2 separate regions of the Homo sapiens genome follow, and region 2 is linked to region 1. The links are chromatin loops, found by intact Hi-C in ENCODE. Cell type or tissue: right lobe of liver. All regions are shown on one strand. Each heading gives the region's core, and the rest is flanking DNA. Links, peaks and the distances in the headings are about the cores only. Region 1 has its middle 10 kb from the start of STAT3. Region 2 overlaps STAT3 (signal transducer and activator of transcription 3).

Region 1 (4,394 bases), core at 314-4,313:
CCCTTGACTCCCCAGTCAACATGCTGACATAATAGATGCTCAATAAATAATGAATGCATGGAAGTGCTCTTGATCCCGCCTCTCCCCTCTTTGAGTGTTCTCAATTCTCTTCTCCTTCCTGACCTTCTCCACTTGTTCTCTTCTTTCTGACTTGAAGATCCTTCCTCTCTCCTATACTGACCTTGCTATTTCCTCAAGTTACCCCCATCACTTCACATTCATTGCCCCATGTCCTCATCCCCACTTGCTCCATCAAGGTGGTTTCTGCCCTCTCTTGTTCATAGGACAGAGCTCTTGAAGGGCTACCAGGGACCTCCTCATCAACGTTGATATCTTTTTTTTTTTTTTTTTTGAGATGGAGTCTCGCTCTCTCGCCCAGGCTGGAGTGCAGTGGGGTGATCTCTGCTCACTGCAAGCTCCGCCTCCCAGGTTCACGCCATTCTCCTGTCTCAGCCTCCCGAGTAGCTGGTACTACAGGCACCTGCCACCACGCCCGGCTAGGTTTTTGTTTGTTTGTTTGTTTTGTATTTTTAGTAGAGACGGGATTTCACCGTATTAGCCAGGAGGGTCTCGATCTCCTGACCTCGTGATCTGCCCGCCTCGGCCTCCCAAACGTCAATATCTTATTAGTCATTTTACTTAACTTTGCGTTGAATCTAGAGCTGTTATCCTCCTCTTCCTTCCTACACATTCTCTCCTCCCTTGACCATCACAGCAGTTGATAGAAGCAATTGCATTAAATTGAGAGCTGAGGGGAGCTGAGGCGAGACATCCTGGCTCTGACACAGAAGAAGCTGTGCAACCTTGGGCTAGCTCCTTAACCTCTTTGAACCTCAGCATCCTCATCTGCAAATAGAGAACATAATTCTAACTTTAGTGAATTTGCATTAAAGTGTTTTTTGTTGGAAGATACTCTCCAGCTGACCATGCAGCATAGCAGATAAGAGTCAGGTCCTAAGCCAGGTGCAGTGGCTCACACCTGTAATCCCAGCACTTTAGGAGGCTGAGGCGGGCGAATCACCTGAGGTCGGGAGTTTGAGACCAGCAAGACCAACATGGAGAAACCCTGTCTCTACTAAAAACACGAAATTAGCTGGGTGTGGTGGCGCATGCCTGTAATCCCAGCACTTTGGGAGGCCAAGACAGGCTGATCAACCTGAAGTCAGGAGTTCAAGATCAGCCTGGCCAACATGGTGAAACCCTGTCTCTATTATAAATATACAAAATTAGCCGGGCATGGTGGTGTGTACCTGTAATCCCAGCTACTTGGGAGGCTGAGGCAGGAGAATCGCTTGAACCCAGGAGGCAGAGGTTGCAGTGAGCTGAGATCATGCCATTGGACTCCAGCCTAGGCAACAAGAGCGAAACTCCATCACAAAGAAGAAAAACAAAAAACAAGAGCCCTTTTAGTTCTAGCACACCAAAATTCTTTTTTTTTTCTTTTTCTTTGTCTTTTTTTTTTTTTTTTTTTTTTTAGCTAGAGTTTCGCTCTTTTTGCCCAGGCTGGAGTGCAATGGTGCAATCTTGGCTCACTACAACCTCCACCTCCTGGGGTTCAAGGGTTTCTCCTGCCTCAGCCTCCCGAGTAGCCGGGATTACAGGCATGTGCCACCACGCCCGGCTAATTTTGTATTTTTAGTAGAGATGGGGTTTCTCCATGTTGGTCAGGCTGGTCTTGAACTCCCAACCTCAGGTGATCCGCCTGCCTTGGCCTCCCAAAGTGCTGGGATTACAGGCTTGAACTACCGCACCCAGCCTCACACCATAATTCTATAATTATTAATCAAGCCTTCAGCCCTATGCCTTTCTGCTTTCACGCTGTTCGTTTTGCCTGAAGAACCTCCCTGCCCCGTATCACTGCTTGCATTTCATTCACACGTATTGTGTACCTGCCTAGCTCACAGGTCCTCTTTTCCTGGGAGTTTCCCCTCCTCCCTGCAATCAGACACTGAAATGGGTCCCTTCAGCCACATCTGTATTATATGATCCTGTCCTCCTGGCCTTTGATTATTTATTTTTTGTTTATTTATTTATTTATTTTGAGACGGAGTCTCATTCTGCCAGGCTGGAGTACAGTGGCGCCATCTCAGCTCACTGCAACCTCTGCCTCCCGAGTAGCTTGGATTACAGGCGCTCACCACCACGCCCGGCTAATTTTTGTATTTTTAGTAGAGACGGGGGTTTCACCATCTTGGCCAGGCTGATCTTGAACTCCTGACCTCGTGATCCACCTGACTTGGCCTCCCAAAGTGCTGGGATTACAGGCCTGAGCCACTGTGCCTGGCGGGCGTTATTAAACTCAGGGCAAACACTAATGTGAACTAGCTTACTCAGAGTCTCTCTGTCAGGAATTTGGAATGTTGAAATAGAAAGGCACAGAGCCTGGGAGCCCTTAGAGCTGAGTTCCATTAATATCAGCACTCAGGGAGCACTCCCTCTGCAGAAGTCCCTGGAAATCCCCTGATTCCTACTCTTTCACTAAGTAACATAAACCACTATAATTGTGTTTGAGACACTTTTAGGTTCTGGTGACACAAATATCAAGTAAAATGCTGCCTCTGGCCTCCAACAGTTATCTATTGAAATCCTGCCCATGTTTAGAATCACAGCTGAAAAGCTCCCTTCTTCCTTTAAGTTTTCTCATATTCCCCAAGCAGGATTAACCCTTCTCCAGGGTATTGTCATTGCACTTTGCTTTACTTCTCTTACCTTAAGTCATGTCTTTGAGCTTGTATTTACTTATGATGTATTTGTTTGTTTGATGCCTTGAAGATCTTTCTGGATATTATTGTGTTCGTGCAAAGGTAATTGTCGTTTTTGTCAAAGTAATGGCAAAACCCACAATTACTTTTGCAACAACCTAATAATATTTATTTATTTAAACATTTTTGTAGAGATGGGGTCTTGCTGTGTTGCCCACAGTCATCTCAAACTCGTGTACTCAAACAATCCTCCCTCCTCAGCCTCCCACAGTGCTGGGATTACAGGTGTGAGCCACCGTGCCAGGCCACTTTGAGCTATTTTGAACAGCTGCCTCTCCCACTAATTGCAAACCCTTTAAAATTAAGGACTAGATCTGGCTGTCTTTTTAAGTCTCTCAGCTCCTGGCACAGAATCACAAACAGATCATTTGGAAAGACCATCTGTTGTTTTGTCTGCCCATCTTTCTCTCTCTTTTTTTCCCCCTCCTTAAAAAATAAATGAATAAATAGGCCAGGCTCTGTGGCTCATGCCTGTAATTCTAGCACTTTGGGAGGCCCAGGTGGGTGGATCATTTGAGGTCAGGGGTTCAAGACCAGTCTTGCCAACATGGAGAAACCGCATTTCTACTAAAAATACAAAAATTATCTGGAAATGGTGGTGGGCACCTGTAATCCCAGCTACTTGGGAGGCTGAGGCAGGAGAATTGCTTGAACCCGGGAGACAGAGGTTGCAGTGAGCCAAGATTGCAATGCTGCACCAGCCTGGGTGAGAGTAAGGCTCTGTCTAAAATAAAATAATAAAAAAATAGAGACAGGGTATTGCTTTGTCACCCAGACTGGAGTGCAATGGTTTGGGTCATAGCTCACTGCAGCCTGGAACTTCTGGGCTCAAGCAATCCTCCTACCTCAGCCTCCTGAATAGCTGGGACTACAGGCACACAACATCCTGCCTGGCTAATTTTTGTATTTTTTGTGGAAAAAGGATCTTATTATATTGCCCAAGCTGATCTCGAAGTCATGGGCTCAAGCTATCCTCTTGCCACAAACTCCAAAAGTGCTGGGATTACAGGCAGGCGCCACTGCACCCAGCCTCCCTTTTCTATTGGTAACTATATCCCTGTTTTCCTTTGAGAAAACAGCCCTCCTTCACTTGTGATTGTTAAGTTTAGGTGTCAATTTGACTAGATTAAGGAATACTTATGAGGTGTTTCCAGAAGAGATTAGCATGTGAATGTGAAGGGAGGAAGTGGGGAAGATCTGCCCTCAATGTGGGCAGGCACCACCCAATCAGCTCCCCCTAACCCACCATAGAACAAAAAACAGAGAAATAGCTGCGTTGGTCTCTCTCCTGGAGCTGAGATACTCTCCTCTTCTCCTGCCATGGACATCAGAACTCCAGCCTCTCTGGCCTTTGGACTCCAGCACTTACTTATACCAGTGGCCTCCTGGGTTCTCAGGCCTTTGGCCTCGGGGTGAGAGTTACACCGTCAGCTTCCCTGATTCTGAGGCTTTCAGAGTTGGACTGAGCCAAGCTATGGCATCCCAGGGTCTCCAGGTTGCAGATGGCTCGCCGTGGGACTTCTTAGCCTACATAATCAAATAAGCCAATTCCCCCAATAAATTCCCTCTCCTCTATCTACCTATCCATCCATCCTATTGGTTCTGTCTCTCTGAAGAGCCCTGATTAATACT
Region 2 (4,394 bases), core at 85-4,084, 51 kb before region 1:
AGAGTTTTTCAATGTATTTTTATGATTATTGATCTATTTAATTTCTTTTCCTTCTTTTTTAGTAGATCTAATAATTTATCTCATTATAAAGTTGTTTGATTTTCCATTCCTCCCAGACCAGGGATTTGTTTTGTCTCAGGTCTCACCTGGGCCGCAGTGGCTGCAGTCTGTAGAAGGCGTGATTCTTCCCACAGGCACCGGGCCACAATCCGGGCAATCTCCATTGGCTTCTCAAGATACCTGCTCTATAAGTAGGAGAGAAAGAGAATAAAAATCAGCAGCAGACCATGGAGATGTGGACTGAACTGTGGCACCTTAAAACTAATGTATTCATCAAGGAAAGCATTTATTCTAGGAAACAACGGAACAAAGGCTTCAGAGCCTGGGTGAAGGCTCTCTGTCGGCGGGGGGCGAAGGGGAGGTCGTTACTATTTCTGTAACAGAAGGCACATTAGCCTGAGTCTTTTTTTTTTTTTTTTGAGACTGGCTCTCACTCTGTCCGCCAGGCTGGAGTGCAGTGGCGCAATCACGGCTTATTGCAGCTTCGACCTCCCAGGCTCAAACAATTTTCTCACCTCAGCCTTCTGAGTAGCTGGGACTACAGGTGCATGCCACCACAATCAGCTAGTTTTTAAAAAAAATTTCTGTAGAGATGGTGTCTTGTTATGTTGCCCAAGCTGGTCTCAAAACTCCCAGGCTCAAGCAATCCTCCCACCTCAACCTCCTAAGGTGTTGGGATTACAGGCGTGAGCCACCATGCCTGGCCTTGTCTGAGTCTTTACACAGTATACTATCCTGGTCTTGCAGGGAAGCTACTGACTTAGTCAAGAAGTATCCCATTATGGTCAAACATTTAACATGTAACAGTGAGAGTCATCTTCCTATCAGTGGACCGCGTTAACATGCTAACATGTATGATTAACATAACAATCACTTTATTACTTCAACTGTGACAAGAGAAGTGATTCTCAGGTAATGATGCTCACGGGTAAGTATACAGAGCTTTGAGAAAGGGCTAATTACTTCTCCTGTGATTGAAAATACAAGATAGATTCTCGTTACTTAGCCAAATGAGAAAAGAGATGCTTCCAGGAAAGAACACTAACACCCGACTCTGCGGGTCCTGTTTCTCCTTGTCCTCAGTTTCTCATCATACCTGAAGAAACTGCTTGATTCTTCGTAGATTGTGCTGATAGAGAACATTCGACTCTTGCAGGAAGCGGCTATACTGCTGGTCAATCTCTCCCAGGAGATTATGAAACACCAAAGTGGCATGTGATTCTTTGCTGGCCGCATATGCCCTAGGAAAAGGAAGAATGATAAAGAATGGCTCTGAAGCCGACGCATACACACAAACACAGAAATCACCATCAAGAAAGAGGAAAAAAACAAAAAAACAAAGCAAACCTGATGCTATAACCCATTCATCATGTTAGATTCTTCTTGCTCAGCAATAAAATGCCATCAATGTAATAATTATTAACAATTATTCCAGGCCAGGCATGGTGGCTCATGCCTGTAATCCCAGCACTTTGGGAGGCTGAGGCAGGCGGATCACCTGAGGTCAGGAGTTCCAGACCAACCTGGCCAACATGGTGAAACGCTGTCTCTACTAAAAATAAAAAATTAGCCAGGTGTGGTGGTGGGCACCTGTAATCCCAGCTACTCGGGAGGCTGAGGCGGGAGAATCGCTTGAATCCAAGAGGCAGAGGTGCAGTGAGCCGAGACTGTACCACTGCACTCCAGCCTGGGCTACAGCCAGACTCCATCTCAAAAAAAAAAAAAAAAAAACCACAAAACAAAAAAACAATTATTCCAGATATTATTACCCACTCTCATAATCTGTTGTATTTGTAAAATATTTGAGCAAAGTAGACAGATATGCTGTTTTGCTTTAAACCCTCAATTAACTCTGGTCAGATTTATTAGTACAAATAAGTAATCCCAGGCTGGGATGGCCTATCTCCAACATCTGTGAATCACCTCCTGGCCCTTCACCAAATCAGAGTATGCATTCTGGAAAAACCAGGTCATATTAACACTGGCCTGAATTAAACCAAAATCAGTAGTGAGCCTGAGCATATTAAAGTGAAGAAAATAGTTGCTGGACATCTGTGCCATTATCTGCTCTATGAATGGAATCTACTTCCCTTATCCTGTGATCTAGTTTGGATCTACATCCCTGCCCAAATCTCATACTGAAATGTAACCCCCACTGTTTGAGGTGGGGCCTGGTGGAAGGTGACTGGATCATGGGGGTGGGTTTCTCATGAATGGTTTAATACCATCCCTGTTGATACTGTCCTCGAGACAGTGAGTTCTTGTGAGATCTGATAGTTTAAAAGTGTGTGGCACCTCCCCCTTGCTCTCTTGCTCTTGCTGTGGCCATGTGACCTGCCTGCTCCCTCTCTGCCTTCCGCCATGATTGGAAGCTTGCTGAGGCCTCCCCAGCAGCAGATGCTGCTATGCTTCCTATATAGCCTGCAGAACTATGAGCCGATTAAACCTCTTTTCTTATAAATTACCCAGTCTCAGGTATTTCTTTATAGCAAATTGAGAACAGACTAATACACCCCTGTGGCTCCTTCCTTTAACTAAAGGGGAATTACAAGTATCAACCCAAAGTTCTAGCTATGACAGAATTCACATTCAGAGAAAAAATATGTCTACCACATCACTGGATTATCAGAATATATAGAGGATCTGCCCAAGTAAATGAGGTCCAAATCAACCTTCAAGACATCCACCACCATACAGGCGGTTTCAATGTGTCAAAGACAGTTGCCCACATGCCCTTCTAAGATAAAAAAGGCTTTACAAGACCAAAGGGTGCCCCTTTATCTCCTGATCTCATTTTCCCCATCACCTGTACCCATACATTTTTTAATGGAACAGCAAGGCATGACATTAAGAGTTCATGTCTCTTGACTCAAACTGAAACCTAACAATTTGGAGAGTCACTTAAGAAGGACTTACCAATCTTGACTCTCAATCCAAGGGGCCAGAAACTGCCGCAGCTCCATTGGGAAGCTGTCACTGTAGAGCTGATGGAGCTGCTCCAGGTACCGTGTGTCAAGCTGCTGTAGCTGATTCCATTGGGCCATCCTGCTAAAATCAGGGGTCCCAACTGTAAACCAAAGTGTGCATATGTTCACCACAAGTCCCAGTAGGGGTAAACAATCTAGAAGTAGCCATTGCCCAACACAGGTGTCAGGTCTGTGACTAGGGATAAAGATGCTCTGGGGAGGACCCTGCTTCTTTCTCCCAGTTTATTTTATTTTTAAAAAATAGAGATGGGGTCTCTATTTTTTGCCTGTTGCCCAGGGTGGCCTTGAACTCCTGGACTCAAGTGATCCTCCCACCTTGGCCTCCCAAAGTGCTGAGATTACAGGCATAAGCCAACACACCCAGCCTGTTTCTCCCAGTTTAGAACAATACAAACACATTCACAATCCCCACCTTGGGATAATCACAGCTCCTTTTTATTATTTTTTGAAGACAGAGTCTTGCTCTGTGGCCCAGGCTAGAGTGCAATGGCATGATCATGGGCTCAAGAGATCCTCCCACCTCAGCCTCCCGAGGAGCTGGGACTATAGGCACACAACACCATGCCACACTCATTTTTTAAAAAATGTTTCGTGAGACAAACAAAACATGCCCAGGCTGGTCTTGAACTCCTGGGCTCAAGTCATCCTCCTGCCTCGGCTTCCCAAAGTGCTGGGATTACATATGTGAGCCACCCCATCTGGCCACACATCTCTTTTACACTGGGATGACAAGTGGCTATTATGCCAGGTTCTAGAATCCATTATCTACCAGAAGTGTGTGAAATTAAAAAATTACTTAACTCCCAGATTTCTATTCCCTTGTCTATAAAATAGAGATAATAATTCCCACTCCTCAGAGGTATTGAGATATTCCTACAGCATCCAGCTCAGTGCATGGCACATAACAGATGCCCAACAAATGTCGGTTCCTTTCTTTCTCCTCCACAGCCCTTTTAGTTATACACAGTAAACCTGTACTGTAGCCAAAATGTAGAAATTGGATGTTTGGGGTTGGGGGACAGAGCACTAATTCCAAGACTACAGGTTTAAAAGTATAAATGAGGATCCAGGAAGATCTGCCTGAGATTCTCCTACTCAACAAATAATAACTATTTTAAAAATTGCTTAGTCTGGGACAACAGAGAAGGAAAGAAAAATGCCAGGCATAAAAGTTGTCCCAGGTTCAGGAACATCCCAGTGAAATGCTCTGGTATGAGAAACCCAGCCAGCTAATTACCTGTAATCCTCTTTCTGAATAGCATGGGTCATGGAAATATCAATAGAGGCCAAGTTGTTTTAACAAGTTCTAAAATTAGGCCAGGCGCAGTGGCTTACGCCTGTAATCCC

Evidence for each region. Peaks named below come from ENCODE experiments on the same cell type or tissue, not always from the same donor. Only the 100,000 strongest peaks of a DNase experiment are listed, where the experiment ranks them.
Region 2: it touches region 1 in a loop (2.5-fold over the local background); 30 of 110 quality-filtered maps call a loop at or near these places.

The regions. Positions count from the first base shown.
Region 1 is chr17:42,396,223-42,400,616 of GRCh38, forward strand. No RefSeq gene overlaps it. Among named protein-coding and RNA genes, the nearest start is that of STAT3, 10 kb to the left of the region's middle. In right lobe of liver, for the core only: no CTCF peak of the experiment used is centred there; a DNase peak (open chromatin) is centred at 2,219; H3K27ac peaks cover 877 bases.
Region 2 is chr17:42,345,413-42,349,806 of GRCh38, forward strand. It overlaps STAT3 (signal transducer and activator of transcription 3), which reads right to left. Exons shown (of 24, transcript NM_139276.3): 2 at 2,977-3,127; 3 at 1,157-1,301; 4 at 147-245. The coding sequence starts at 3,104. Among named protein-coding and RNA genes, the nearest start is that of STAT3, 41 kb to the right of the region's middle. In right lobe of liver, for the core only: no CTCF peak of the experiment used is centred there; DNase peaks (open chromatin) are centred at 529 and 1,969; H3K27ac peaks cover 2,437 bases.